Regions from separate parts of the Homo sapiens genome. Here region 2 is linked to region 1. Evidence: read pairs that join two places in POLR2A ChIA-PET (ENCODE). Cell type or tissue: GM12878. All regions are shown on one strand. Links, peaks and the distances in the headings refer to the core of each region. The heading gives the core; the rest is flanking DNA. Region 1 has its middle 39 kb from the start of LINC01800. Region 2 overlaps AFTPH (aftiphilin).

Region 1 (16,444 bases), core at 4,670-8,669:
AACCCCGTCTCTACTAAAAATACAAAAATTAGCCGAGCATGGTGGCACGTGCTTGTAGTCTCGGCTACTCTGGAGGCTGAGGCACAAGGATTGCTTGAACTCAGGAGGTGGAGGTTACAGAGAGCTGAGATTGCACCACTGCATTCCAGCCTGGGCGACAGAGAGAAACTCTGTCTCAAAAAAACAGAAAAAGAAAAAAACTTAAATTTTAGGGAAAGATTCAAAAGTTGAGGGGAGGAAACGCTGCAAACTAGAGAGTTAAAAACTAATTATTCTTTAGACAGGGGCCTCAAAATCGCCTCAATCAATATTACCGAATAATTAAGCAAACTTTACATTCACACTCTTGGCAAACAAAAGGATTTTTCTAATAAGCTAATCATTAGAAGAGATTGCAAGAGGGAGTTTAACTTAATTAAGAGGATAGTTCACAAACCTGTTGTTTTATCCATTTCCAAATAATAGGCTTACTTACAAATTTCAAGTGTGCCTTAGGAATTTGTTAAAGAAGTCTAAGACTTGTCATTAGGCAAGATTTTAGATCAGTGAGTTTATGTTCACCCTTAAAAGAAAAAAAACAGTGAATACCTTTTAAGTACCCCAATCCTAACTTTTTGCCAATTCAAAATAACCTTAACTTTTTCCACACGTAGTACATGGAGAAGTGTCCTTGCAAAGTATCTTAAGAATGTAGCTTAGTGTCTTCTTTTGTCAGAGATAGTAGCTAGGTGTGGTGGCACGCACCTGTAGTCCCACCTACTGTGGAGGCTGAGGCGGGAGGATCACTTGAGCCTAGGTGTTCTGGGCTGCAGTGAGCTGTGACCATCAGGTGTTTGCACTAAATTTAGCATCAATACAGTGATCTCCCAGGAGCAGGGAACCACCAGGTTGCCTAAGGAGAGGTGAACCAACCCAGGTCAGAAATGGAGCAGGTCAAAGTTCCAGGGCTGATCAATAGTGGGATGGTGCCTGTGGATAACCACTGCACTTCAGCCTGGGCAACATAGTGAGACCCTCTTTTGTGTGTGTGTGTGTGACAGAGTCTCGCTCTGTCTGCCAGGCTGGAGTGCAGTAGCACAATCTCGGCTCACAGCAACCTCCGCCTCCTGGCTCAAGCAATTCTCCTGCCTCAGCTTCCTGAGTAGCTGGGATTACAGGCGTGTGCCACCACACCCAGCTAATTTTTGTATTTTTAGTAGAGACGGGGTTTCACCATGTTGGCCAGGCTGGTCTCGAACTCCTGACCTCAGGTAATCCTCCCGCCTCAGCCTCCCAAAGTGCTGGGATTACAGGCACGAGCCACCGCACCTGGCCAATGTGACCCTCTTAAAAAACAGAAATATTAATGGCACCTCTATTGCAGGATGGTCACTGAGAATTCAGTGAGATTGTGACAGGGAAAATATTTTGGGAAATTTTTAAGTTTTTTTTTTTTTTAAACACTGTATTTATGTCCTATATCTCTTGGCCTTCTCCCATTTCGTCTGTAGTCTTTTACTGCCTTGCAGCATTCATTGCCTCAGGGGGCAAATGACATGACAGAAAAGCAGCACAACAGTTTAGGAGCTGTCAGAAGAAAGCCTTTTGAACTGCAAAGTTTAAGTCTGGGCCTGGCGCAGTGGCTCAGGCCTGTAATCCCAGCACTTTGGGAGGCCGAGGCTGGCAGATCACCTGAGGTCAGGAGTCTGAAATCAACCTGGCCAACATGGCAAAACCCCATCTCTACTAAAAATACAAAATTTAACTGGGCTTGGTGGCAGGATCTGTAGTCCCAGCTACTTGGAGGCTGAGGCAAGAGGATGGCTTGAACCTGGGAGGTGGAGTTTGCAGTGAGTCGAGATTGCACCACTGCATTCCAGCCCAGGTGACAGAGCAAGACTGTCTCAGAAAAAAAAAAAAAAAAGTATAAGTCTGAAATAATTGAAGGTGTCAAGTTTGTGCCCTAAATATTGGAACTGGAAAAACAATCAGATTGCCCTGTCTCCAGGAATATGGGATTATCAGGACTATGGAAGGGAGGAAAGAAGCAAAGCGAGGCAGAAAGTTGGCAGGGTCCCTGAGAGAGGGGCCTGCAGCTTGCTCCTTGCCCAGGGACTTGATCTAGAGTCCCTGATCTGCAATGATGAGTGACAGGAAAGCAGAGAGGACTGGTGCCTCCTGTCCCCAGGGCAGAGGAATTGTTTTCAAAATGTGCTCAGACAGAAAGGCTGTAGGTCAGAACCAGGTGCTGGAAACAGTGGCTTGCTCCCTGTGAACTACGAAGTGGTTTTGAGGTAGCAAAGAGAGTGATGGGTTTTAGATATGGAGTAAAGGAGGACCATCAAGCAGAAGCCTGCAAGAATGTCAGCCCTCACACTGCAACATAACGACAGGTGCCACTGTGGGTAGATAAGCACACGTAATAGCAAGTCCTAGCTACCGCCCATCACCTGGGAACTTAGACAAAACTTGGGATAGGGCAGGGACCCAAATCAATGAAATAAGGATGCTGCCACCTAGCAGAATGGACATTCAAAATAGAAATTAAAGTCATTTATAGAAAAAGTAAATACAATTGCATCATTGCTCAATTTTACACTTCTCATCCAGACCTTGAGATTTGCCCTCACTCTAAGATAATGCATGTAGCTGCTTGATGTATAATATATGCTCAGTAAATGCTAGCTACTATTAATATTATTGTTACCTTTGATCCCAGGACAAGACCCTGAAGAAAGTTCTTGCACTCTTTAAAGAAAGTTCCATTACTTTCTTTTAGAGAATCAAGGAAGGAAAGGGGGGTCATTTTATTCCTCCCAAGGGACACTCAGGTTTGTCACATGAACAGTCATGGTGGGAAAATGGGTCATCAACAACCAGAGAGGACATCTGTGGAGCGTCTTTATGACTGATAGAGTAAGTTCCCTATGTCCCAGTTTGTTGTGGGAAGTTAGGTGGAACCATGTGACTAATTCTAGCCCATGCAATGGAACAGAAGTCAAATATGCTATTTTCCTGCACACTAAAACTTCTCTCCAACCAAAAACAAAGTACTCTGAGGGCCCAGCAGACAGGCAGAACCATGAGAGAGGAGGAGCCTGGGTTTCTGAGACGCTCCCTGGAGAAGAGCCCCTTGGAGAGAGCCAACTAGGACACTTAGGTTGGGCTGTTCCTAAGTTAGAAATAAGCTTTTCTTGGGTTAAGCCATTAAAACTTTGGGGCTGTTTGACACAGCAGTCTATCCTGATACACACTGTACAAATACTAGAGTATGTTCAGTGAGTTCCTGTCAACACGATTGTGGGTTCCCCACCCCCGTACCCCTCTCCCACCCCTGCCACCACACTTCATCCTTCACAGCAGTCTCCTCGGAAGCCAGAGAGTGAGTGGGTATGACTGTACCTTATTTGCCTCGTAAATGTTCTTCCGGATTTAGACATTAACAAGAGTGAGCATAAGTTGGTTTCATTTTTAGGAACTTGAAAATCCTAGATTTGAGAGCATTTTTAGAAATGAAAGGCACATTTGTAGTCATTTGGCCCAACCATTAAAACAAGCAGGGAGAAAACCGAACCCTTGACAGGGACTGCTGTAAGGCCACAGAGCTGGATAGTACTGACGCCAAAATCAGGACCCACTTCTTCAGAGCTGCCTTCAATGTTCCTCTAGGTACTTTCAAATGTCCAGCATAGCATCACATTGACAACTCAAACTTCAAGATTGGACCAAAGTGGACTAAAATTCTGGCTCCACCTCTTACCAGGTGGACCATTTTAGGACTAGCATTTAACTTCTTTGAGGGTCGGTTTCCTTATCCGTAAAATGGAAATAATAATAGTAAGAGTACTTTCCTCCTAGTGTTGTCATGGCAACTAAATAGCTCCATGAATTTAAAGTACATGGCACAAGGGCCAGGCGTGGTGGTTCACGCCTATAATCCCAGTGCATTGGGAGGCCAAGTTGAGAGAATCTCTTGAGGTTAGGAGTTCAAGACCAGCCTGGGCAACATAGTAAGAGCCTGTATCTACAAAAAAAAAAATTTTTTTTAATTTGGGACATGATGGCACATGCTCTGTAGCCTTAGCTACTCAGGAGGCTGAAGCAACAGGATGGCTTGACCCAGAAGGTTAAGGCTACAGTGAGCTATGATCAGACCACTACACTCTAGTCTGAGTGACAGAGTGAGACCCTGTCTCTAACAAAATCAAATTAGATTAAAAAGTTCTTAGCACACATCTGACTCTAATAAAGTCTTAGTATGTTAGTTTCTGCTATTACTTAAAATAATACCAAAGTTGTATGAAAATAATGGGGCAACCTTAACAGAACCACATCACACAGCTTCAGGATTATTTCCTCTGGGAACAGAACTATGCATTCCCTGCTCATGCTTTATTTGGGGCACTGGTTCCTTATCTTATAGGTAGGCCTGACTCCCTCCTCTATCAGATGGCAAACTTCCTGTGGCCTTTCTGTATCCTTCAGGGCATAGGAGTGTGACTTGCACTAAAGCTTGTTGGGGGCCGGAGCCTAGCATGGGGAAGATAATTGCAAGCAGGCATGGGAGTCCCTAACACCCTATTCTTGGCCAGGGTCCCCATTCCTACCTCCTTCTTCAGAGCTCCAGCTCCTGCTCTGATGAAGAGAAGGCAGCCACTCCTGGCTGTCTAGCTGAATGGTCATTATTAAATATGTTGGGGCTCAGAAATTGATATTCTAAAATATGGTGCTTTGACATGCTGGACTGAAGAAGCAGCCTCAAGTTCTCTTTTTTGTTTGTTTGGTTTTGTTTTGTTTTTTGAGACGGAGTTTCACTCTTGTTACCCAGGCTGGAGTGCAATGACGCGATCTCGGCTCACCGCAATATCCGCTTCCCAGGTTCAAGCAATTCTCCTGCCTCAGCCTCCCGAGTAGCTGGGATTAGAGGCATGTGCCACCACGCCCGGCTACTTTTGTATTTTCAGTAGAGACGGGGTTTCTGCATGTTGGTCAGGCTCTCAAACTCCTGACCTCAGGTGATCTGCCTGCCTTGGCCTCCCAAAGCGCTGGGATTACAGGCGTGAGCCACCATGCCCAGCAAGGTCTCTCTGACCTCCCCGCCACTCCCTGCCTAGTCCTGTTTCTCAATTCTCTGTCTCTTCCAAAGCACGGGATAAATTGTTCTCCAAAGATCACTTATCTGCCTAAAGTTCAGACTCACCAAAGAAGACAACAATGACCTCTGGTCCCTTTCCCAAGTTTTCATTAACTGAACTGATATTGCAGGAAGAAAGACTGATGTCTGTCAACACACCTAGACAGACTTTTGTCACAAACCTGCTCTGCAGGCTCAACAGACTTTGTCCCAGGCCATTGTATGCTCTCCAAGTCCATTTATTTTCCCCTAAAAATTATTTACTATCCTTCGAATTGCCACATTTCTCCCATCTCCCTTGTCCTGTGAAGAAGGGTGTATAAGCATCTGTACCTTGTTGGGTTATTGAGTAATTATTCTCCTTCAATTCCCCCGAGCTGTACACCTAAAAATAAAAATTTGTATACCTTTTCTCCTATTAATCTGTCTTTGGTCAGTTGATTTTCAGCAAGCCTTTAGAGGGTGAAGGGGAAGTTTTCTCTTCACCCCTTGCTATGGTTTGGATGTTTTGTCCCCTCCAAATCTCATGTTGAATGTGATCCCCAGTGTTTGGAGGTGGGCCTAGTGGGTCCACTCACTAGTCATGGAGGTGGATCCCTCACGAATGGCTCGGTGCTGTCCTCAGGATAATGAGTGAGTTCTCACTCTGAGTTCACATGAGATCTGGTTGCTTAAAAGAGGGTGGCACCTCCCTGCTCCCCACCCCTGGCCTTGCTCCTGCTCTTACCGTGTGACATGCTGGCTCCCCCTTCACCTTCCACCATGATTGGAAGCTTCCTGATTCCCTCACCAGAAGCTGAGCAGATGTTGGTGTCATGCTTCTTGTATAGCCTGCAGAACTGTGAGCCAATTAAACCTCTTTTCTTTACAAATAACCCAGTCTCAGACATTCCTTTATAGCAACATGAGAACGGATTAACACACCCCTACACTAGAGAAGACTTTGACCTTAAGGAGGTCTAGAGAAGGTAGTAGCCACAGAAATGCTTGGCCACTAACAGGCAAACCTAATTTCTAGGCTCTCGCTATCAATCCATTCAGTCCTCAAGGCAAGAACTTCTATGAAAACCAGAAGATTGGAAAGCCTTGCTAATTCTAGCTACTTGTTCTAGGGGTTACCATTCCCATTTGGGTACACCTATCTCTAGAAGCCAGGCTTGCTCTCAGAACCTTGACCACTTTACTTCATATCACACCCCCAGGGGACGGGGAGCTTTGGAGCATGAAATTCAGATTAAACTGGCTATAGCTCTGGAAAAGGGACAGATTGGAAACTACTCCTCTAAGAATCAGTTTCCCTATTCATTGATTAGCATTTGAGGATTATCCAGGAATCAGAATATTCCAAGGCTGCTTCTGCCAGGAGGTCCCATTAGCAGTAAAACTTCAAATTTCCTTGGCCTAGGCTCCTGCTTGCATAACCCTGAACTTTGACCTCCCACTTTCATTTTAGGAGGCCTCAGTGGTGCACCATGAGCTCACAGACGACTTGGCCATGGAAGCCAAGGCAAGCATTGGCATGTCCACTTCTACCAGTCTGTGAGGAAGCCGAGGTCCCAGTCCAGGGCATCAACTCAGGGATCCTGGGCTGCCAGCCTTAGAGATGACAACTGTGCAGCCATCATCCCTGGGACCCTCACTATTCAGCAAGCCATGTTGGGTACCCCTTTAGGGGGTGAAATGAACCTCTCCCCAGCCCACATGGCACAGTGACCCTTTTGTACCCAAGCAGCCTCTGCCAATGCCACTCTATGCACAGTTCAGGTTCAGATACCAGGCCAGAGCCTGTCACAGTGTAGACCCATGAATGTAGCGGGGTGCAAAACTGATATTTTTTAGCTAAAGAAACATCAAGTTAAAGGCTGCCAGCAGCTCCCAGGACTTGGTTGAAGCAGAAAGTCATCTTGGAGCATACTTTTTTTTTTTTTAGAAATGAGGTCTTGCTCTATCGCCCAGCTTGAACTCAAACTTTTGGGCTCAAGGGTTCCTCCCACCTCAGCCTCCCCAGTAGCTGGGACTACAGTCATGCTACCACCTCACCTGGCAAGATTTTTTACTACCTCACCTGGCAAGATTTTCTTTATTCTATGACAATACCTTCAGTGGCCCCTTCTAGTCATGTAAATGTGAAGGCTAAAAGGTGCTCCCTGCCGTGGGAAAAGGGTGCGGCAACATCTTTTGTAGAAGACAAAGGCCTGTCTACCATCCTTGATATGCAGAGTTGGTTTCAAGCAAAGAGGGGGCCAATTTACAAAGAGGCACAGGATCTTCTAGGGCTCGGGGATGCTGATGTGGCTGATAAGAAAGGATGACAGGAGTTCACCTCCAGGGAGGCAGTGCCTGACCATGGCCTGGGATCAGTCAGAAACGCTGAGAGATTGCCTGGTTCTGCCACTTTGAGTCTTCCGCAGCTACCCTGCAAAGAAGCCTGGCTTTGAGAATAGTGACAGGGCATGAACCCACAGAACAGAGGACCTTGTGAAAACAACCAGTTCAAAATCTGAGCTGTTGAAACTTTATTTTAAGCCTAAAGGAATATGATTATGGGGCCTGAGACATGTGATAGGTGGCTGAAACCTAGGCAGCTGTAACCTATGTTTCTCTAATCACAGATTAGCCTTCTTCCTTACCTACATTATTCTGTAAAATGTTATGAATGACTAAAGGGCACCGGGGAAGATCCTTTCCCTCTTACTGTTTGTCTTCATTATAGATAAACTTTCTTCTTACCTCTCTCACACAGAGACTTCATGGTGATCACATTATCTAAAATGGATTGTTAAATATACTAGTTTAAATTGGAAAAGAAATGAAAACAAGCCCTAAGGGAAGGAAAAAAAACTGACAAATTAAATTGTCGTAATTCATAAACCATTCTTGTATAGAAAATGTTGTAATCCTGTTAAATTTCTTTGTTTCCTTCCTATATAAGCAAGATTTGAACTTTTAACTTAGGGGCACTGACCCCATTTCTCTGGAGTCTGTGTTATCTGAATGACTATCTCAGCCTTTTACGTGAATCAATTCTTTAAACCGGCTTCTGATCCTTCAGTTATTTCAGGTTGTCAGTCTCTGTTGCATGTTAGAATAAGCAGGGGAGCACTGGAAAAATATGAATGCTGCAGCACCTGAGCAGCTCTTTGCACACCAGTGTTCACAGCAGCATTATTCACAATGCCAAAGGGTGGAAATAACCTAAATGTCCACCAAGAGATGAACAGATGAACAAAATGCGATACATACATGTAATGGAACATTATTCAGCCTTAGTGAGGAAGGAGATTGTGACGCATGCTACAACATGGAGGAATCCTGAAGACATTATGCTAAGTGAAATAAGCCTGACACAAGGACAAATACTATATGATTCCACTTATATGAGATGCCTAGAATAGTCAAATTCATACAGACTCAGGTAGAATGGTGGTTGCCAGGGGCTGGGGGATAGGGGGAATGGAAAGTTATTGTTTAATAGGTACATAGTTTAAGTTTGGGATGATGAAAATGATCTGTGGATGGATGGTGGTGATGGTTGTACAACAGTGTGAATATACTTAATGTACAACACTGTGAATATACTTAACGTGAATATACAAATAATGAATTGTAAACTTAAGAAGATGATTACAATGGTAAATTTTGTGTTACGTATATTTTAACCACACGTGCACACACACACACACACACACACACACACACACACACACACAATATCAGGGAGGTAATATAGGGCTTTTCTTGTGTTGGGTACAGCTGAGGCCTCTAATTTAAAAGGGAAGTGAGAAGAACATCCCCTTTTTAAAAGAAAGGTTCTGGACCTTCTGAGCAGGACTTGTTAAATTTACAATTTTTTTTAAAAAAAGAGTTCTACCTTTCTGAACCCATCACTCACTCACCTTCCAGCGATTCATTCTAAATGCTAACAGTGTAAATACTAGGGTGAGAGTTGTCCTGGAGTCCTGGGCATTTCCCTCCCAGTCAAGCCTAGTCAGGGGACCCAAGAGATGGACCCAGACTGCTTGATATAGGTTTCCTGCAGTTAGGAAGACTGGGAAAGTCTAAAGAAGAGGTGTCGGCTGTCCTGCTTTTGATCTAGTGGGCCCTGATATTACTTTTGAAGGGGATCAGAATGTGCCACCCCAAAATATGCCACTTTGGCATAAGGATTATTTTAAGCTGAAGGCAAATGAGAAGAAGCAGGTACAAGAAAAGCCCTCTGCCTTCCCCCTATTTGCCTAAAAGCTGGATATAATTTGTGAAGGTGTTTCCTCCTCTGCTGTCTACCAGAAAAGACAGAAGTTAATCAACAGAGACCATTTTAGATGCTCGTCAGCCCAGAGAGGGCACTGGAGGAATCTGCACAGCAAACCTTGCTCACTAGCCCTTATCTTCCATTGGATCCTCCATATATTTGCCTTCCCACAATTTGCAGCCCTAGAAATTAAAAGTTATTTTTCTTTGTCTTGTCACTTCTCTAAAAATTTATTGTTCTTTTGTTAAGATGCTATATAAACCCGGGTTCTCCCACCCCTTTGAGTTACTCATCTCTGAGCACTCCATTGTGTAAGCAGGATGCACATGCTAATAAACTTCTGTTTATTTTTCTCTTTTGAGAAAATGTCTTTTGTTAGTCAACTTTACAGGGTCTTAGAGAACCTAAGCCAGGTAAAAGAAAAACACATTTTTCCTTCTCGACACCACCACCCCAAAATGACTACCCTCATATATGAACATAGTTATATACATGTAACATATATATTTTTATATATAGCTATATTAATATGTGCATACATATATGTATTGCATGCACACATATGTGTATATGTATATATACACATATACACACACATACTGCAGAAAGCCAGAAAGGTGCCCTTAGAGAGACTGGAAGTGATCCACATCTTGATCTAGGTGGTAATTACCCAGATAGATACATATGCAAAAACTTATCAGGCTGTATACTTAAGATTTGTATATTCTGCTGCATCTAAGTTATATCTCAATTTAAAAGTACCAATGGTCAGGCTTACTTTCAGAGACTCTGGATTTAAATGGTCTGGGACGGACCTCAGGCATCATGATTTCTAAAGATCCCCAGTTAGTTTTATTAATAGCACATAGCCAGGGTTGAGAAACAGTGGGAGCCTCACAATATATCTTGTAGTGGCTGGCTAGTGACCGGTCTATGCCTGGCCTCTGAAAACAAGACTGGCTTGCTTCTGTGGACTGAATAAACTCTGGGGATTATAGGGCAATTTGTGGAGTGGGGGAAAGAACCCTATGTCCTTCCAAGACCTCTCTCCCTACTCCCCCTACACAATTCAACTGAGAAAATCTACCCTGCAGACCACACCAAAAGTTGGAGGATTCAGCCTCCAATACCTCTCCTGGCCAGGGAATCACTGTGTGGTAAGCTGGGGAGCCAAAGGTTTACCACTGCAGGAATTTGACTGCAGGAAATCAGGCCCACAGCTTCAACCTGGCATCTGGACACGTGGCCTATTCACCCAGGGGTGCAAGGAAGGTGGTACACAGCAAGGCAGGTAGGTGGTGGGAGGACACGAACATTTCCAATGACCCTGGAGAAGTATCGCTGAGATGATCTTGGCCGGGAAGCTCCGGGTAAATGCAGTGTAAAAGCTTTGTGACTATGGTCTGGGGAGCTGTTGGATTGAGTATTTATGGTGGTATTTTTCATGGAGCTGGCTAGAAAGCTTCAGAAATGAAAGATTTTTTGGCACCATAAGCCTTGTGCCAACCAGCATATCTCTAAATTAAGTAGAGAAGCAGACAAGCTCTGAGTTACTGGACACTAATTCATGCCTCGGCACGAAAATTTGAGCTGCTCAGAACGAGTTCTTGCAATTAGATATTTTAAAATAACTAATGCATACCAACAAAGAAAGAAGAAAAAACGGAGTGATATCTACTCAAGTCGCTGTTTAATGGCAGAGAGGCTGTAGAAATTGTCACAGAGCCACCCATGGTAGAGCCCCCTTTCCCTTTCCGAGAGGTCAGAGCCATGCTAAACCACTTCGAGTTTTCTGAACAACTCCCCAGAGTCTCCTAAACAGCCATTATACAGTTGACACAACACCAATACCACCCTCAAATCACCCACTCTCCGCTTCAGACCCCAAATGCAAAAGCGAGACCCTCTTTCGTCCCTCTCAGACGTCCTCTTTTTCACTTTACGGTCAACTCTGCCTTTCTAGTATCCCCCACCTCAGCACGATTCTAGCAGTTTCTCTTCTCTCATTATTATTGCTGCCTTTCTCCTTTCTTCTTTGCCTTATTTTCTTTTTCTTCTTGATTTCAGTCCTTAATTCTAGTCATTGCTGTGCCACCGCCACGGTTTTTGCATATCCTAATATTTACTTAATTTTTTTACATCCAGTGATTTTTTTCCCTCTTGGCTCTCCTTTAAAAAGCTAAGCAAAATTATTTTAAAAAGAAACTTTTTATCAATAGAAAACCAATATCTCTTGCTATAAATAGGAGGAAATTATAAAACAGTAAACTAAACACAATGAAAACAGAGCAGTGGCATTAAATTCTAACTGGATACTGTTGCTGACCACAGGCTCTGAGCCTGAGGCCTCCTCATCCTTGGTTAAGAGGGGAGAAAGGAAAAGTTAAGAGAGGTGTTGAAGACAGAGCAGCACCAAACTGAGGCTTTCTCTGTCACATAATCAGAAGTGCCAAGGGCATGGCCTCATCAATCTCTGCTTAATGCTGTGTCCTTAGATCATTTTCTATAGCTCAGGAAATAATGGTGCGAAGACTACTCCAGTGTATTCTTGTTATAGTTTGGATGTTTTCCCCCCAGACCTCATGTTGAAATGTGATCCTCTATGTTGGAGGGGAGGCCTAATGGGAGGTGTTTGGGTCATAGGGGTGGATTCCTTATGAATGGCTTGGTGTCATCCTCACAGTAATGAGTGAGTTCTTGCTCTATTAGTTCCCATGAGAGCTGGTTGTTAAAGAGGGCCTAGCATCTCCCCCTCTCTCTTATTTTCTTTCTTGCCATGAGATCTGCACATGCCAGCTCCTCTTTGCCTTTGGCCATGAGTGGTAGCAGCCTGAGGCCATCAGCAGAAGCCAAGCAAATGCCAGCACCATGCTTCTTGTACAACCTGCAGAACCGTGAGCCAAATAAACCTCTTTTCTTTATAAATGATCCAGCCTCAGGTATTCCTTTACAGCAATACAAATGGACTAAGACAATTCTCTTTACCTTACCCTTTGTTTTCTCTCCCTCATTGCTTCCCTGTTTCCCTGTTTGCCCCTCATTTCTTCCTACTTCCTTCTCCCTTTTCCCCCTTTCTTTTTAGTGCAGTAGGCAAATACTTTTGTTATCTTCAATGGACTAATTACCGTAAGGAAAAAAAGACAGAGAAGAAAATTCAAACCTGGGAAAGATGACCCAAAGAGACATATAGCTAGGCTATACTATGCCCAGGTAAGCCTGGCTTCTAAGGGCTGGCCATTTATCTGCTTCTAAGCCAGCTTCCTGCTCTCAGAGGGGATAGGACTTATTCTCTGACATTGTTTTTGGATACTGTGTCAAGGGGAACACCAGTCCATGGCATGGGGCTGGGGGACCCAGGTCACCCTGTACCAACCCTATCTGCCATCTTTACACACACTGTCTCCTCAGAAAAACTCAGCCAAGAGCAGCTCATGTGGATATGGAAACAAATCCATCTAGCAACTATTCACCGCACCACACAGAGGGATGGCTGGGCTTAGTAGACAGGTGTGACATTGTTAAAAGGTAAAATTATGACTTCCATAAATATATTTTTAAAAGAACACGTTAAGGAATTTATGTTGCTCAAATAATATGAAGAAACCAGATAGGTGTTATAATTGGTTCAAAGGAAAAAAACAACACAAATTTATATGGAGTAAAGAAATGTTGAGATGAATTGCAAATGAAGACAAAGTGGGTTTTTTTCCTGCCAAGTGAGTGGGAGTGAGAAAAAGTCAAATCTCTACCAGACAGAACAGAATTTATGTATCTACAGATTACCTACAATTTATGGATGCGCAAAATAGCCTAAAGACAATGAACAAGGGGCCCGGCACGTGGCTCACACGTATAATCCCAGCGCTTTGGGAGGCCAAGCTGGGAAGATCACTTGAGGCCAGGAGTTCAAGACCAGCCTGGGCAACATAGCAAGACCCTGTCTTTTAAGTAAAAACAAAACAAAAAAATAATAAAAGACAATGGGCTGGGTGTGGTGGCTCATGCCTGTAATCCCAGCACTTTGGGAGGCTCCTGCAGGAGGATCACTTGAGCGCAGGAGTTCAAAAACCAGCCAGGGCAACACAGGGAGACCCTATCTCTACAAAAATTTTTTTTTTGTAGAGACCCTATCTCTACAAAAAATACAAAAATTAGCTGGGCATGGTGGTGTGCACCTGTAGTCCTAGCTACTCAGGAGGCTGAGGTGGGAGCATCACTGAGCCTGAGAGGTAGAGACTGCAGTGAATGGGGCTAGAATATCATAACCCTGAGTGGTGTGCTATAAGTGATATGTAGTTTCCCACTGAAACAATAAATTTTTTCTACATAAGGTTCTTAACCCAAGGGATACACTATTCATTTGATTAATGTTTCCCCAGTACCAGCTCCTTTGGTCATAAGCCACACTGCCTCTCCACCAGACCTCTAACTGGCCTAAGGTTAGGAGAGGATGCCCATTTGACAATCGGTGTAAGGTGTTGGGGATTTGGGTTCCAGGTGTGACTCATGATTAACCAACAATAGGAACAGTGTGCCTAGGTCAAATCACCCAGCCCTCTAGGTCTCTTCATTTGAGTGAGGGACTTGGGTGCTCTCTGACGTTTCTCTAGCTTTAAAGCTCTAGAATTCAAGGGAATAAGAAACATGTTTGTAAATCTTAAACTAGCCCAAGGATTTGTACCAAGTAGGTATAAACCCACAGGTCTGACTGGGTCAGGCCCCACCAGGTCAGCCACTGTCCTGAGGTAAACAGCAAATGAGAGAATATCTTTAGGATTTTCCTCTGTTTGTTTGGTATTCTTTTTTTTTTTTTTTTTTTTTTTTTTTTTTTTTTTTTTGATGGAGTCTCACTCTGTCACCCAGGCTGGAATGCAGTGGCATGATCTCGGCTCACTGCAACCCCCGCCTCCCAGGTTCAAGCAATTCTCCCTGCCTCAGCCTCCCGAGTAACTGGGACTACAGGTGACCGCCACCATGCCCGGCTAACTTTTGTATTTTTAGTACAGGTGGGGTTTCACCATGTTGGCCAGGCTGGTCTGGAACTCCTGACCTCAGGTCATCTGCCCACCTCGGCCTCCCAAAGTGCTGAGATTTCCCGCGCCCGGCCTTGTTTTGCATTCTTACCGCCCCCTAGCCCCGTAACAGTTTAAGGTTCCAGAGCAACCCCGCTGCTGTGATGAACTGACTGAGACAACCCCTTTCCCCTTGTGCTGTTTTCCAGGAAGCACGTGGCTGCAGAAGCAATGAGCTCTTTGTGCCCTCTCTTCCTGCTCCAGGGTTCCATGTGTCTGTGACTCTAAGCCTGGTGTGTGGACCGGGAAACATTCAAACAAGGCTAAGAGAAGCCTGTCAGTCCAGCTCGGGCTACACACTGGGTGAGCCATGCACCACCCAGGAATTTCCAGGGCACGTGCCACGTAAGGGGCACACCCGACAGAGTCCAATGGGGTTCCCCACTGGGCCTCCCACTGAGTTGCTCAGCCTGGGCCGGAAAAGGGTGAGTCACCCTGGGGGTGGGGCTCTCCAGGGTAGAGGCCAAAGGAGTGACTACCATGACAATTCTCCGGAGGGCCTGAGGCGGCGGTGGACAGCCCCGGCAACAGTGGGCCCTCCCCGCAGAACTGTGGTTCCAATCCCTCTCCACCCAGCCCAGGAGTCTCCTGGCCCCAGAAGGAGGAGCAGGAGGCGCCAAAAAGAGGAAAAAGAATTCCTTTTCCAGTCATTTCAGTCCTAAATTTTCCCTGAGACTGCCAGAAAAGATGCTAATGAAAGACCAATTGTGTGGCCAGAGTGTTTTCTTCGGACATCTGCCCAGGGAACTGGAGGATACCCAGTTCAGAAGCGAGGTCACTAGCCCCATCCTATGGCAACACCTTTTGCTCGCTACTGACCCCTACTGGGGAAGTGGAGACAAGCGGCTGAGGGCTGGGAAGCAGCTGAAAGAAACTAGACCCAGACATGTCTACTGGGTTCTTAAATCCAACATCTGCTGTTGGAGGATGAGTCCTGCCTAAACCTTAGGCCACAGATGCAGAGGATCTAACCTTGGGAATTCCGTTTCCTTCAAGGGGCCCCAAAACCTTTCACACTGGACTTCTCTTTTGCTTAACTCCCCTTAATGTTTTGTCCTATGGGAAATGAGGAGCCTTTAAAGCCAGCTTGTCCAACCTACCACCCACGGGCCGCCTGTGGCCCAGGATGCTTTGAATACTGCCCAACATAAAACATTATGAGTTTTTTTTTTTCGCATTTTTTTTCTCATCAACTATCGTTCGTGTTAGTGTATTTTATGTGTGGCCCAAGATAACTTTTCTTCCAATGTGGCCCAGGGAAGCCAAAAATTGGACACCCCTGCTTGAAGGCCTTTAGGAGAATGAAATGAACATGTAGTTACATGTTAGCAGCAGAACAAAGGGAGGATTAGGAGCAAGGCTAGGGTCAGCAGGGGTACTTGATTATTTCTTGATGTCCTACTAGGTGCTGTCTCCAGCAGAAAGACCAGTTAGGAGGCTGTGGCAATAACCCAACAGAAACATCTGGAGGGACTAACAGAGGGCAAGCGGATGGAGGGAAGAGGATGTCTGCAGGGAGGGGAATATTTGGGAAGGACCTCAACTGGCCTTGGTGATGGGTTGAATGGGGTAGGGCTATAGAGAAAGCAGAGTCTAGCACCACCTTCCTGTCTACACCCTTCTCTACCCTGCAGGGTTGGTTTTTGCTAACATCCTTCCAGCAAAATGAGATTTTAAGCAGACAAACAGGTATGGAACATGAATTTTGGTTTGAATACGGTTTGAGATGGGGTCATCGTTGTGGCTGAGAAGGACTTTGGCATCAGTCTGTCCAAAGCCAGGCTTGGCCACCACCAGGATGTGAGACCTTACACAGATGCTTTGTCAGCTTCAGTTTCTTCACCTGTAAAGAGAGAATATGATACCTCCTTCATGGCTTTTAAAAATTTTTTGTTTTTTAGACTTAAATGATATAAGTTGTTTAGTATAAGCCTGTTTAGGAAATACAAGCTTTAAAAAAAAAGATGAGTAATAGGCAACTGAATGCTATAAACATACCTGCATTGT
Region 2 (15,265 bases), core at 3,820-7,819, 290 kb before region 1:
CCTTCCTATTTCAAATTTTCTCCTTTTTGAAGTTTTTTTTTTTTCACCATTCCTTCTCTTCCCAATCAAGTGTGATCTTTTTCTTAGAATCTTGGTAGCCACATTTTACTTCAGTGATGTTTATATTCTATCTTGCATTATTTTTGCTGTTCTCTTGTATTATTCTCCTTAATTAGCTGTAAGTTTCTTTAAGGTTGTGACTCCTTTTACTCAGTTCTACCACAGTTTTGTATGTAATAGATGCTCAGTAAATAGTGGGTGTATACATATTTAAATTTTTTAAAATAGTCTTATTGCAGAGGCATACAGGAGCATCATAGAAAATAGACAAGCAAAAAAAAACAAATCACTTTTTTTTTTTTTTGAGACAGAGTCTCACTGTGTCACCCAGGCTGGAGTACAGTGGAGTGATCATGGCTCACTGCAGCACAGACCTCCTGGGCTCAGGCAGTCTTCCTGCCTCAGCCTCCTAAATAGCTGGGACCACGGGCGCACACCACCATGCCTGGCTAATTGTTTTTATTAGTAGTAGAGACAGGGCCTTGTTATGTTGCCCAGGCTGGAAAAATTACTTTAAAAAAATCCCTCAGCCAGGCGCAGTGGCTCACGCATGTAATCCCAGCACCTTGGGAGGCCAAGGCGGGCATATCACTTGAGGTTTGGAGTTGGAGACCAGCCTGGCCAACATGGTGAAACCCCGTCTCTTCTAAAAATATAGAAAAATTAGCCAGGCATGGTGGCGGCCGCCTGTAATCCTGGCTACTGAGGAGACTGAGACAGGAGAATCACTTGAACCTGAGAGGTGGAGGTTGCAGTGAGCCAAGATCATGCCATTGCACCCCAGCCTGGACAACAGAGTGAGGCTCCGTCTCAACAACAACAAAAAAAAGCAAATCCCTCACTGTTACAGTTTATATAATAATGCATATTTTCCTACACATTTTAATATATATGTGTACTTTTTACCAAAATGAAGACTTGTTGTAGTGTTTTGTAGTTTTTTTTGTTTTAAGTCAGTTTAGTCATCTAAACTAATATTCAAGGCCATATTCAGATTCTTCCCCAGTTCACCCAAAAATGTCCCCTGGCAACTGATTTACCCAAATCATTATCTACATCATATTATGTTTTTCCAGTTATTAAAATTATGAAAAAATAATGTGCTTATTATAGAAAATTTGGGAAAATGTGGAAAAAAAGTAGAAAGAAAATGGGTGTGCCCATGATGGCAGGAACCCTTCTGTTTTAATGCCTGGCACAAAGTAACACTCAATAAATACATGTTAAGAGGGATAATAGAAGAAAAATATCACTGGTCATCATACTACAAAAAGAAAACTGTTAATATTTTGGTTTTCTTCCTGTTTTATTTTTACTGTGGATATGTGAGCATGTCATACATATACATATGAATCATATTGCGTTGATCTTTCTTTTACTTATTAAATTGTGAGCATTTCTCCATGTTACTAAATTTTCCTTAAAACATGCTTTTTGGCTGGGTGTGGTGGCTCACACCTGTAATCCCAGCACTTTGGGAGGCCGAGGCGGGAGTATCACTTGAGGTCAGGAGTTTGAGACCAGCCTGGCCAACATGGTAAAACCCCGTCTCTACTAAAAATACAAAAATTAGCCAGGCGTGGTGTCAGGCACTTGTAATCCCAGCTACTCGGGAGGCTGAGGCAAGAGAATTGCTTGAACCCGGGAGGTGGAGATTGCAGTGAGCCTAGATCACACCACTGCACTCCAGTCTGGGTGACAGAGTGAGACTTCATCTCAAAAAAAAAAAAAAAAAAAACACCACAAAATGAAAAAAACCATGCTTTTTAATGACTGTGTAGAATGCCATTTTCAAGTTATCTCTGCTATTTCCCACTAATGTGGGTTTTCCAGATTTTACCATCATAGAAGAGCATCTTGGTGAAAAAGTTTGTACATAATTCTTTGACCTTATTGTTGATTATTTTCATAGGATCAAATCTTAGAAGTAGAGTTATTAAGTCAGAGGGAAAGCCTGTTACTTTCTAAGAGGTTATAATAAAATCACTCCTACCAGCAGTGGTTGGGTCCCCATCTCCCTTATTTCCTCAGATGATCAGTAATATGCAGTTTTTAAATTACTGGAATTTTTATTTTGAATTTAGGCTTTTCAGCAGTGTGGAATGTTTGCATAATTTAAAATTTTTGAATGATTTAAACCTGAGATATGCCTTTATTTGATATAAGATTAATCTTGCTTAATGCCATGCTCTTTTTAAGTTAACCTATTCTGTTAGCAAGCTATTTAAGTATAAAAAAATACAGTACTATCTTCTAGAACTATCTTGTCTAATACAGTAGCCACTAGCCAAATGTGTCACTTGAAATGAAACTAGCCCAAATTAAGATGTGATTTCAGTGTAAAATACACAGCAGATTTTAAAAACTAATGTGAAATATATCAGTAATATTTTACATTGGTCACATGTTAAAATAATATTGTGGATACTTTGGGTTAGATAAAATTTCATCTGTTTCTTTTTAAATGTGGCTACTAGAAGATTTTTAATTGCATATATGGCTTAATTGTTGTCAGTTGGACAGCCCAGCTCTAGAAATGACACTTTTTATTTAGAGAAAAAATATAAGATTAACTTAACTCTTATAGAAAGGAATACATAGATTTTTTAAAATTACATATTACATTTAAACCTCTCAATATATTTTTCGTAGTATACATGGGTTGCACGGTAATTTTTCAAGTTACAAGTGTTTGATCACAAACTATAACTTACTATGGTTCTTATGCTCTGAAAGAAATATGTGTAGGAGGACTTGAGGGAGGGTGTTAGGAAACTTACCTGAGGAATTGATCTTTCACCTAAAAATTGAAGGATGTGTGGGAATGTCTTAGGCACTGGGACTGTAAGTGCAAAGACCCTGTGGCACAAGGGAATGTTAATTATCTACCTTTCAGAAACTGGAAGAAGGCCTAGCCTAGAGCATTGAAAACAATAAGGGAAAGGAGGAGTAAGGCTGGAGAGAGAGGAATGGTTTAAAGTCTTTGTTAAAAATTTTTTTAAAAAAATCTTTATCACAAGAAGAGGATTGGCATGATCAAATTTGACTTTTAAAAAGATTACTTGGGTTGGGCATGATCAAATACTACTTAGGGAGATTAGTTTAGATGATAATGGCATTCTGGACCAGAGTGGAGTCAGAGGTGAAAAGAGGTAGATATTCCAGAATTGAGGGATTTGTGAGGTGAAATCATTTGTTACAGATATTAAAGGATAAGGAGCTTTGTCAAAGGGGATCTTAAGTTTCTGGTATGGTAACTGGGTTAGAGAGCCCTGGAACATGACCAGCTTTAAGGGAAGAGAGCTTGAGCTCTGTTCTTGTTAAGCTCAGTTTGAGATCTTTGTGGAATCAAGTGGAGAGGTCTAAGCAGGGAACTGGCTTGGCTAGGCTGTAAAGATGAATCTGAGAGTCCAAGAATATGGTAATTATTAATAAAAGCCTTAGGTAGATGAAATTGTTTTGGGAAAATTGAGTAAGGATGAAACCTAGATAAACTTGTATTACTAATTTGAGTGTGTTTAATACCTATGGGAAAATTTATTTTGTAGCCCACTTTGTGTAAAAATGAAGGCAAGGAGTAAGATCAAATAAGTTTAAATACATACCGTTTGACATATGTGTAATTAAGTAGATAATCTTACGTAATGCTTATTTGATTCTTTGGAAACATTTACCTTTTTCCTGCAGAAAATAAACTGGGCTTCCTAACTATCAAACAAGCTGAAGACAATTATGAATAGGTATTGATGTTTCTGCTGTATTAATAGATCTAGGCCAGGTGTGGTGGCTCATGCCTGTAATCCCAGCACTTTGAGAGGCCAAGGTGGGTGGATTGCTTGAGCTCCAGAGTTTGAGACCAGCCTGGGCAACATGACAAAACCCCATCTCTATAAAAAATATAAAAAATTAGCCAGATATGGTGGCAGGCACCTGTAGTCCCAGCTACTCAGGAAGCTGAAATGAAAGGATCACTTGAGCTCAGGAGGTCGAGGCTGCAGTGAGCTGAGATCACACCACTGCACTCCAGCCTGTTCAACAGAGTGAGTGAGACCCTGCCTCCAAAAAACAAACAAACAAACAAAAATCTAAGGAAAACTTACATAATTATCTTCATAAATATTGAAAAGGCATTTAAAACCCCATTTGTGATTTTTTAACAAAGCAACTTAAAATAAGAATTACTGAATAATTCTGTAAGACAATAAAAACATACACCTCAACTCAGAAATCAATATCTTAATTAAGAGTGAATATTAGATTCCTGCCTATCACCATTGTTATGAGACTTGGAAAGGAAAAGGTAAGTCTACCCCGATTTGCTAGTGATGTGATGGTATACTATATAACCACCAAGAGCTTTTGTTTATGTAAATAATGCTTGCCAGTTAGGGTGGAAGTGAAGACTACCATTTACATGAGCAGAAAAAGGTAAAATACCTAACAATAAACTTAATAAATATGAAAATTCTATATTGCTAACAGATTCAATTTTTATGTTATATAAAATTAACAATTCTGTATTTAGGTAATAAAAGTGATCCTTCCTAAGTGATTAATGAATTATTTACCACTTGTTATTCTTTAAATCATTCTAAGTGACATGTGATACTTTTCAAAGCAAAACTCCTAGGAGTAGGATTTTTAATATTTTCTTACATTTTAGTGAGGCCACAGTTTTTTAAATGGTTGAAATGAATAGTGTTTCTGCCTTAGCCACCCTCCCAAGTGAGGTTTTTGGTGTTTTCTTCTTGGTGATTGCTTAAGTTTTGTAGTATTTTCAGTTTTGCTGTGGTTTATCATCTCTCATCTTGTTTATTATGTGGATGCAAAAATGTTGACCTGGAGTATTTGCAGCTAAAATACTTCTGCTACAGTGACACTCAAAATCTGAAGCATTGATTTATTTTCTTAAGGCTTTTGTTTTTAGTGGCTATTTATAAAAAGCAATGAACTTATTAAGAGATAATTTAACTCTTTTTACACTGAACTCTTTTTATACTTTTTACTATTTTTTGATAATATCTTCATTCAAAAAAAAATTACTAAGAGTTTCAGATATCAAAAATTCATATTTTCTCTCGCCTGAAGCCCAAACAGAATATTTGAGTATTCATCACTTCTTACTTATAGTTAAGTTACCAAGTTACCACTTCCTCTTCTTTTCCATATTTCAGATTCTGTGCCAGCGGATGATAGTTTTCTGTCTCATTAGGTTTCATAAGTTTACACAAAGCACAGGGCAAGTGTTACACGTAACTAAAAAGTTCAGATTTTAATCAGATTAGCAGTGACCCTGGTTTCTGGAAGTAGGGAAGTTTTTTGTTGTTGGTGTTGCTGTTCACATAAGCATTTCTTTATGTTCATCTGCAAGTGAAACTGTGTTTAATTCTTTAAGCTTGTTTTTTTTTTTTTTCTGAGAATTCCATAACATTTAAATTATATACTAATTATAAGTGAAGCTTCAAAAAGGAATAAACAAATGATTTCATAAACTTTCTGGTTAAGTAGAAAGTAGTAATATTTCCAAAATGGAATTTCCCAAATCTAGAGCTGTCTCAAATACTTATGTGTTGTTTCAAAAATTGTCACAGTGCTTTAACTTTGATCCTTTTAAGTAAATTTTTCAAGTTTCATTTTTAAGAAGAGTATTGACGATTTAATATTGTAAACTCCTTGTTTTTGAAATCTTAAGAATGTTAAGTTTCTTAGTGCTAGTCTCAGATAAATGTGTACAACACAACTTTAAAATATTTATACAACCAAATCATAAGAGAAAACATTTTTGTAGGAAAAAGTACTATTGCAGTGATTTACCTATATCAATGAGTTTAGCAGTTCAGTTTAGAAACATTTATGTCATCCCTGGAGTTATAAAGTCCATTGGCATTCCTGTACTCTGGGAACTTAACACAAAGGTTTTCAACCTTAACTAACCCATTTAGTATCATCTTCGAAACTTTTAAAAAAGATGTTTGGGTCTACCCATTCTATTAGAGAAAAAAGTTAATAGAAAGCTAAGGTTGAGAACCTATTAGGGGAAAAAAACATGGAAACAAATGTGATTTGCTTTGTTAAATGTAATAGGAAATAGATATAAAGGAGGATTAATTCAGACAAGAAACCTGATACAACGAAAAGAACACTGGCTTTGAGTCCCACTTTCCTTACTTATTCTTTGTGGGACCGTGAACAGATTATGTGACTTGTTTCTTCCTCTGTAAAATGGGTTTTTGTGATTAAACTGAATGTATGAATAAACTGGTGTATGAATAAGTACCTTGCACAGTACCTATCACATAGTAACTTAGTAAATATAGGTGATCTCAGTTCTCCAGCCTTGATAGAAAACTTCATGCCTGAATAGAATTTTGAAGGCTTAGTCAGTGGGTTCTTTGGACATATAAGAACAATACATTAGAAGAAATGACGTGTGACAACTTAGAGGTAACCATGCCAGTGGAGAATCCAGAGGTAATTTTGTCTGGCTGGAACAAAGAGGGAGTATCTTAGCCATGTTGGCTAAGATAAGGAGTTTTAAGTAGACTGCAGTAATCCTGGCCAAAAATAATGAGGCCCTGACAAGGTATAGGTTGTGGGATGTTAAAACAAATACAGTAAGAGATATTAAGGAGGGAGAAACTTGATTGATTTAATTTGTGGTAGAGGGGGAGCGGTTGGGGTAACACTCAGATTTCTAGACTTAGAATTTAGAATATAGTGTAGGAACAAGTGGTTTCTGTTCACCTTTTGAGTAGAGGTTGAATTCAGTCGTGGAATTGGAGAATAGGAGATACATCTGAGACATCCAGGTAGAGAGATTTTAAAAAGGCATTTGGGTAGGCAGATCAGGAGGTCAGACATATAGGTAAGGTTTGAGCATTATGAACAGATAAAAACAAAAGGGGGATGAGATTTCTCAGTGATAAGAATATAGGGAAGCGGCTGAGCATGGTGGCTCACGCCTGTAATCCCAGCCCTTCGGGAGGCCAAAGTGGGTAGATCACCTGAGGTCAAGAAGTTTGAGACCAGCCTGGCCAACATGGTGAAACCGCATCTCTAATAAAAATAAAAAATTAGATGGGCATGGTAGCACAGGCCTGTAATCCCAGCTATTGCTCAGGAGGTTGAGGTGGGAGAATCGCCTGAACCTGGGAGGTGGAGGTTGTAGTGATCGCGCCACTGCACTCCAGCCTGGGCGACAGAGCAGAGCGAGACTCCATCTTAAAAAAAAAAAAAAAAAAAAAAAGAATATAGAGAAGCCAGGGCAATCAGATTCATTGAAGGATAAGGGATAGAATATAAGTAGGAGAATCAAAAGAGAATTGCCAGCAGGGCGTGGTGACTCAAACCTGTAATCCCAGCACTTTGGGAGCCCAAGGTAAGTCAATTGCTTGAGCTCAGGAGGTTGAGACCAGCCTGGGCAACATGGCGAAACACTGTCTCTACAAAAAATTTAAAAATTAGCTGGGCATGGTGGTGTACACCTGTAGTCCCAGTTATTTGGGTGGCTGAAGTGGGAGGATTGCTTGAACCCAGGAGGCAGAGGCAGCAGTGAGCCATGATTGCACCACTGTACTGCAGCCTGGGAAAAGAAGGAGACTCTGTCTCAAAAAAAAAAAAAAAAAAAAAAAAGAAGAAGAAGAAGAATGCTTTTCAGAAATGCTTTTTCACTTAAAAATGTATTTTAGACACTTTGCCCTATTAGTAATATAGCTTTCTCTTTTTTAATGGCTGCACTTTTTATTTACACACTTCCTTATTAATAGACTGTTTTCAGCTGCTTTTTAAAAAATTGAACAAACAATACTGGAATCAATACTTTGTGGAAATATCTTTGTATATTTGCATGAATGCCTCTGTAGAATACATCCTTGCAGATGAAATTGCTTAGTCAAAAGAATGGAAACAACAGACACCAGAGCCTACTTGAAGGTGGAAGGAGGGAAGAGGGTGAGGATGGAAAAACCACCTGTCGGGTACTATGCTTATTACCTGGGTGATGAAATAATTTGGACACCAAACCCCCGTGACACTCAATTTACCTATGTAACAAACCTGCACATGTACCCCTGAACCTAAAATAAAAGTTTAAAAAATTAAAAATTTTAAAAAGAATTCATTAAAATGTTTCGTATGCTACTAAACTGCAATAGGGTGTGTGAGCCAATATATACTCCTACCAATAGTATCTTTTAGAGAACTTTTACATTGTAGATACTGGACCAGAAAAGTTAATGTTTGCAAACTTAAACAATTGCTAAATGCTTTCTGAAAGTGAAAATTGTTAAAATTTGCCAAAGTGTTCCAGTTTTATGTTATGTTTGTATGTTTTTTAAAATGTTATCCTTAAAGTAGCATGCTTCCTAGATTGAAGGTAGTATGAATTTGAAAAATAAATAGTAATTTTCGTTTATTACTTTTATACACAATTCTGTAAAGAGAAAAAGAACACTTTCATTTTATCAAATACTTGGTTCGTTGAAATAATGTAATTTAAGAATGCATTTTGTCTTTGTAAGCACCAGATCAGGGAGGAAGTCTTTGTTTTAAAAGAAGCCCTGTTCCCTCCTCTTGTATGCTAGAAGCAGTAATTGGATTTGGAGGAATTGGATGAGATGGAAAGAATACTTTTTTATACTTTATATTAAAACCTATTTCTGGTTTGTAAAATCAATTTAAGAGGGTCATGACCAGCTTTTAAGAAAAAATGAAATAGAACTAAAAATCAGAGTACATAGAGAGTAAGGGTAAATACTGTTTGGCGAAACTTTTTTTTTTAAAATGTATGTTGGGTCATCATGTAAAATGTATTTCTTCTGTGAGTCATAGGGGAAAAATGTGTGAAAAATTCTGCTTTATATGACGGGCCAATTCTCAAGTTGTTTCTAACCAGATGTATTGGGTACCCTGCAAATAAATGTTATATATTTTTTTCTTTTATCCTTTAGCCTTTCTACCTCTCAGGAAAAAGTAAAACTTTAAACCAAGCAAAACCATCATTAAAAAAGGTCAACCAGCTAGGAATTTGTTCTCCATGGAATTCCTTCCATAGTTTTTGTGCAGTTATTAGTATCGGTAGACCCATTTGTGGCATTACCTGTGTACACTCCACACGCATACACTCTTGAGCACTATTTTGGAATGTGTTTATATTTGATTTTTCAGATATATGAAGTTTGTTTTATAATAATTCCCTGAAAAATATCATGTGTGCTATTATCTGTGGATCATTTATGACTGTCTTTAAGTTTGGTTAATTGTTTTGTTTCCTTCTGTCACTTCATTGCCTCCAGGTCATCTTTTTCTCTTAATTGATGGGTGGTAAGAAAACAAATTAAAGTAAAATTAATAGCACCTGGCAAAGACTTAATTTGTGAGGTAAATCTGCTGTTACTTAGGTCATATTTTAAGGCCAAATTTGTGAGTTGTAGATTATGTAGGACATCGTTGCTTACTTTCTTAGTGGCTCAGATAATTGAACTCTAACTGCACTTGGTTGCAGTTTTATAACCTTTAGTAAATGCTTCTTTCTGTAAGAGGTGAGTTGCTCTCATGGTGGGTGTTTGTGATGTAGAAAGCAGCACTGTCAGAGGAATGGCAGCTGCCACAGTTACGTTTTTAGGTTACAGACTAGAGTGGTATTTTTTCATTTTGAAAGTCCACACAGTAGTTTGTTACTTTGTTTTTCTGGGGATTTTTTTTCTCAGTATACACTAGTCACTTGAGGTTTAACTTAGTCTTGACCAAAATGCTAATTTAAAACTTTACAGCAAGAAACTTACTTTAAAGCATGTCTGCTGTTCATGTCAGCTGATTGCAAAATCTTCTGTGGGAAAATTTTCATGAAGTATTAAAGTCCTGGGGAGCAGAGAACAAGAAAAAGAAATTAGTTGGACTATCCAGAGTGTAGCATTATGCTCTGGCGACACTCACTGACACCTCTGCTTATGCTGAGGAATTGTCTCAAATCAAAGCAAATATTCATGATAGCAGGTCTAAAAACTCACTACAAATTTTTGTCATTTAGCTAGGGTTTTTTGCAGCTTGCATATAATGTACTGCCCCTCTTAACATACTTTCTCTTTAGACATGTTGCAGCACAAATGATTGGGTTGTTTGTCCCACATTCATCACATTTCAGGCCACATTTCAAATCCCACTTATTTACCTTGATTACATTTGGATATTTCATAACTTATTTGGTGAAGCACTAAGAGACCAGAGGTGTGGTTATAGAAATCTAATTGGAGTGTGCGTGAGTTGGAGCACAATTCAAGAGTGGTTAGTAGAATAAATGCCCCAGCAAGAATGATGATAATATATTTAGTTCCTGCTGTGAGCCAGGCTCTGAGGATGCAATGGTAAACAACAGAGGTCTATGCCTACACAACATTTACAGTCATTTGAGCTCAAATAAAGTAACTCTTGAAAGAGCAGTTTCGGTAGAGCGGTAGCATGGAAGCCAGATTGTGTTGAGTTGAGGAGTGAGTGGGAAGTTAGGAAGTCGAGAGAGTGAATAGGCACATCTCTTTCAAGAAGCTTGGTGGTGAGGAGGAGAAGAGCTAGGGCGCACAGAAGAGAGGATTCTGTTTTGTTTTGTTTTGTTCTGATTTGTTTTGAGTATGGAAGAGGCTGAACGTTTATAGGAAAGGATCAATAGTGATGGAAAATTTTTAAAAGCCCCTGAGCAAGCAGTTGAGAAGAAAAACAGAAGGTCCAGGGATTATCTGTAGACAAGATTGTGGATGTAAGCAAGATTTTAGTGAAGGGACATGAAATCAAAGCAGTTTCTGCCTTTCAGATTCTATTTTCATTGCAGAGTTTCAGGGATATGAGAGTAGAGAATTAGAGTGACTAATTTATTCTGCATCTATATAATAGAAGCTGAGAGTTCTAGGGCAAAAAAAATGTTTTCCAAGGGCTAATCCATCCATCCTCGTGGATGCTTCCATTTTGTTGCCCTTGTTATCAATAGTTATCCAATGTTATGTATTCAATTTTATGTTGAAGTACCTTTTGGGAAAAATAGCTAGTAAACTCTCAAATATGGTCAGCTGATATGATGAGTTAAAGGTACAACAATCTCTAATATTTTTATCTTGTTTAATTATTACATGAAACTATCCAAATGCAAATAAAATATGTTATTATGAATTTGTGTAGAAGGTTAAAATGTTCGGTAGAAGAAAAAATTTTTCATGGGAATTTTTGAAAACCAACTTCTCTCAAATAACTCATTGCTGTTTAACAAGGTAAGTAGCACTTGAAAAGTGAACGTGTGTTGCAGCTCATGTAACTGACATTATATATATATTTTTACTTTTATGTGTCAATTGTATTGACATCAAAACTAGAAAGACAAAATTTTTTGTTGTCACTATTGACAGTGTGGCTTTTTTAGGGTGATCAACTTCAGTATAAAGGTATTTTGCTGCTCATTTTCATTGTTTGCTCATATTTTGTACTATATACACTAATACTGAAACAAGATATTTGCTGCTTGGCATTTTTGTTGGTTATACTGTACTTTCTTGTCTTGTAAAAATCTTTCCCCTTCCAAGTTACTTGGAGGTTTCAGAAACCTTTTTCTGAACCACTCAGAAGCCTTTTTGTAAGAATTTTTATAATTGTAATATTTGCCGTCAATCACGTCTAATATTTTAAGACACTTATAAAATGTTTGATTAACTTGTGATTAATTCACCACTTACTAGTTATGCTACCTTGTAGGATTACTTAACCTCTTTGAGCTTTTATTTCTTCATCTTTAAAATGAAGCATTTCCACCTCATATGATAGTATGAGGAGATAATTGAGATAACTCACGAGTTCTCTTCACATAATATTGGCCCATAGTAAGCACTCAATAAGTATTAATAATGACATTGGTGTAAACATGGAGTGAAAACACGTGGAAGATACTATTTATTTAACAAATGTCATCTTAAATAACATATTATGCAGTTGGTGACTCAGTGACATACAGTTGGTGTCTGATATCTTGGGTTTTTGTTTTTAGGCTGGCAAGTTAATTAGAGGCTCTGCCTGTATTAATTTCTGTTGTGCTAATATGCTAAGAACAAAAGAAAAAACACCCAAAAAGAAAAAACAATTATTTCTGTAGATTTTAAAATTTAGAGCTGTGAAAACAACTGTGATATCATAGCACTCTAAATATATTGAAAACCAAAAAGTTAACTAAAACCCAAATCTTCATGTGGTTCAGAAGAAGGGCTCTTTTCTACTTCTTTATGACTCAAGCAGAAATGTAGGCTGGGCAAATTCATTGACAGTACATTTTGATATGACCTTAAAATTTCCATAAGGATATTATAAAGATTTGGAAGAATTTGAACTACTGTACACCAGGCAACACTTGTAATGTAAATTGATGTTGTTAATGCTTACGTGACATTTTCATTCATTTTTCTAAAGAAAATACGGTTTTTCTTTTTTGTTTTTTCCTTCACTCACCCAAGTGACTAATTATAAACCTCAGACATATTGTGGTAAAAAGATGGTGATTATTTTTTGTCATCCATTAAATATACTTTGCTAATGTCATTGATACTATTGAAGTCATTAGCATATTTCAGATACAGTTGTTTTTCTTCTCCCTTTTATCACCATCCTTCTTTCTACAATATCTTTTCCTTCACCCTCCATCCTGGTCCCTATAAAAATAAGTTTAGAGTGAAGCTGGGTTGTATAATCTAGGTCAGTTTATCTGTCCTTGAAAGATGATGTACACATTGATACAGCTGGGCTGGTACCCTGTAAAGGATGGGAGTTTCTCCCAGTTGAGCAGTGTGTGCTGTATGTTTTTAACTTGTCTGGAAAGAACTCTCGATGTTTGATTCTGGAAAGATTGCTAGAGGGCCTCTTACTTAGAGACACTCCACCCCCCTCAAATGTGAGCCCATGGACCTTTAGGGTGCATGATACTGTGTGTGGATGTTGGGGGTAGGAGGGTACCAGGGATTAACTATTCCTTAGAGGAATACGTAGGGAATACCCTATATATTTCCCACATGTGATGAATCTTTTCCATCCCAACCAAGCACCTTCTAAATTCTTGTGGTTGTTCATCTAACCAAATAGGAGCTACAGGCAGTTTACTTCAAGATACCAGTGAGAACTTCCGGGTTGCATTTTTCTATTTCACTTCAAAACTTCCATCTTTTAACAGACTGGTCACTGGACCCTTGAGCTTGTTTAGAGGTTATGATCTCAGTCCTTCAACCTTGGGCTTCAGATTTAGTTTGTTATCAGCATCCCCCCGCCCCCATGCCCCCAAGCCTATGAAATTATATAGTTATATAAGTCAAGTTTTATATTTTCTAGGGATTGGTTAGAAAAACTGGCAATAAAGTCAACTTCATGTATCTTTAGTGTGGTTATGCATATTTTTCTTAAGTGACTTATTCTTTCAGTGACCTTTTAAAATATAGAGTCATATGAATGTTTGTGCCAACTAAGCAAACATTGACTTAGGTTTTGTTACAGATAGGTTATTATTTTAGCCACAGAGTTGGTGAAAGTTAAAATATAATGGTAGTTGATCATTTACTTAGTGCACAGAATGTGCCAGGTACTGAAGGTCTGGTATAGTTTTAGTACATATTATCAAACAGTTTTCCGAATATCTGTACCAGTTTATACTTCCACCAGTAAAGTGTGGGAATCACAGTTTCTCCACATCCTTACCAAAAGTGGCTGTGGAGAGAATAATTTTAATTTTAGTCATTCTGGTAGATGTATAGTGGTATTTTATTGTTGTTTTAATGTACATTTTTCCCTGATGACTTTTTATATGCTGTTGGCTATTTGGATATCCTGTCTTGTGAAATACCTGTTCAAATATTTTGGCCATTTTTCTGTTGGATTGTTCCACATTGACTTGTAGGAATTCTTTCCATATTCTGGATATGAGTTCTTTGACAGTTACATGTTTTGCACATATCTTCTCCCAGGCAATGGCTTTCTTGGTTTTTCACTCTATGGTATTCTTTTGATGAAGAGAAGTTTTAAATTTTAATGCAGTCCAATATATCAATCTTTTCTGTAATCAGTGTTTCTGTTTCTTGTTTAAAACATTTATGCCTTTCCTAAGGTCATACAAATAATCTCTTCTGTTATCTTCTGGAAGGCTGATTGCTTCACCTTTCACATGTAGGCCCATGAACTATCTGGAGCTTATTTCTGTATAAGATGTTAGAATCAGATATTTTTTTTCCTGCCTGTGTGGTTATCCAGTTAATCCAGCATCATTTGTTGAAGAGTCTATCCTTTCCCCACCACACTGCAGTGGCATCTTTATCACAAGACCATGTGACTTTAAAGCAAGTCTTGATATCAGGTAGTTTAAGTCCTCCAACTTTGTTTTTCTTGAGAAACTATTTTTAAATGGCCAAATAGTCTCAGACAGTTGTTGGCCCCATTCCTTCCTTCTGCCTTCTCAAGCCCATCTTGCCTTTTGACCCCAGAGCTTACAACTTACAGACTCATCATCTCTTCTTTTCCATGACCATTTCAGACTAGAGGTTAGAATTCCATAAGCAAGTGCAGCTTCTCTTTTGGTGGAAGATTAATACAGAATCACCTTCACCTGTTGTATGCCCTGCCATCCTGGCTACTAATCTGGCTTGGGGCTTAGGTTCCATTGCTGACTGCTATTGGGCTTCTAAACTGTTTCCCTGACCCCTTTATATTGGACCTTCTATGCCAGAATTCCCAAACCCAAAACCCTCTGATTTTCCTGGTTCGTAGCCCTGAAAGTCGGCTTCAGTTTGCACTTCTATTAATTATTTTTATTCACCTATATTGTCCCCTAATCTCCTGATAAGGATGTGATTTCTCATAGATAAATCTCCAAAGTACAGGAAGCCCACCCAAATTCTCTATCTCTATGCTCTGACTACTAGGATATCCTGTTTGCTACCCAATTATGAGACCCTCCTGTCAACTGTTTTTGTATACAGTGGCTTGCAAGACAATAGCGGCATTATTTATTTGCTCCCCTCTAACAGGTCTTAGAATAAGTAGACATAAAAATGGCAAGTTACACACATGCATGCACACACACACATGCTTGCTTGTTTGTACAGGTTATAAAGAAATTAGATGACTATTTGGGACTCCTTGTGGTGTGGATGGAGAAAGTAGTCCATTACGAAGGATGAAGAAACATTTGTTCTGTTTGTTG

What was found. ChIA-PET counts read pairs that join two places held together with the same protein. Peaks named below come from ENCODE experiments on the same cell type or tissue, not always from the same donor. Only the 100,000 strongest peaks of a DNase experiment are listed, where the experiment ranks them.
Region 2: POLR2A ChIA-PET joins it to region 1 with 7 read pairs; 5 of 35 experiments call an interaction of 5 or more read pairs at or near these places.

The regions. Positions count from the first base shown.
Region 1 is chr2:64,816,655-64,833,098 of GRCh38, forward strand. It overlaps the pseudogene RN7SL341P. Among named protein-coding and RNA genes, the nearest start is that of LINC01800, 39 kb to the right of the region's middle. RefSeq lists enhancers at 14,245-15,444, 14,759-15,375, 14,767-15,016, 15,027-15,136, 15,307-15,356. In GM12878, for the core only: no CTCF peak of the experiment used is centred there; no DNase peak of the experiment used is centred there.
Region 2 is chr2:64,529,284-64,544,548 of GRCh38, forward strand. All of the region lies in intron 1 of AFTPH (aftiphilin), which reads left to right. It overlaps LOC105374773 (a long non-coding RNA gene), which reads right to left. Exons shown (of 7, transcript XR_007086343.1): 7 at 9,458-9,918. Among named protein-coding and RNA genes, the nearest start is that of MIR4434, 11 kb to the left of the region's middle. In GM12878, for the core only: no CTCF peak of the experiment used is centred there; a DNase peak (open chromatin) is centred at 5,338; H3K4me3 peaks cover 1,482 bases; H3K27ac peaks cover 1,757 bases.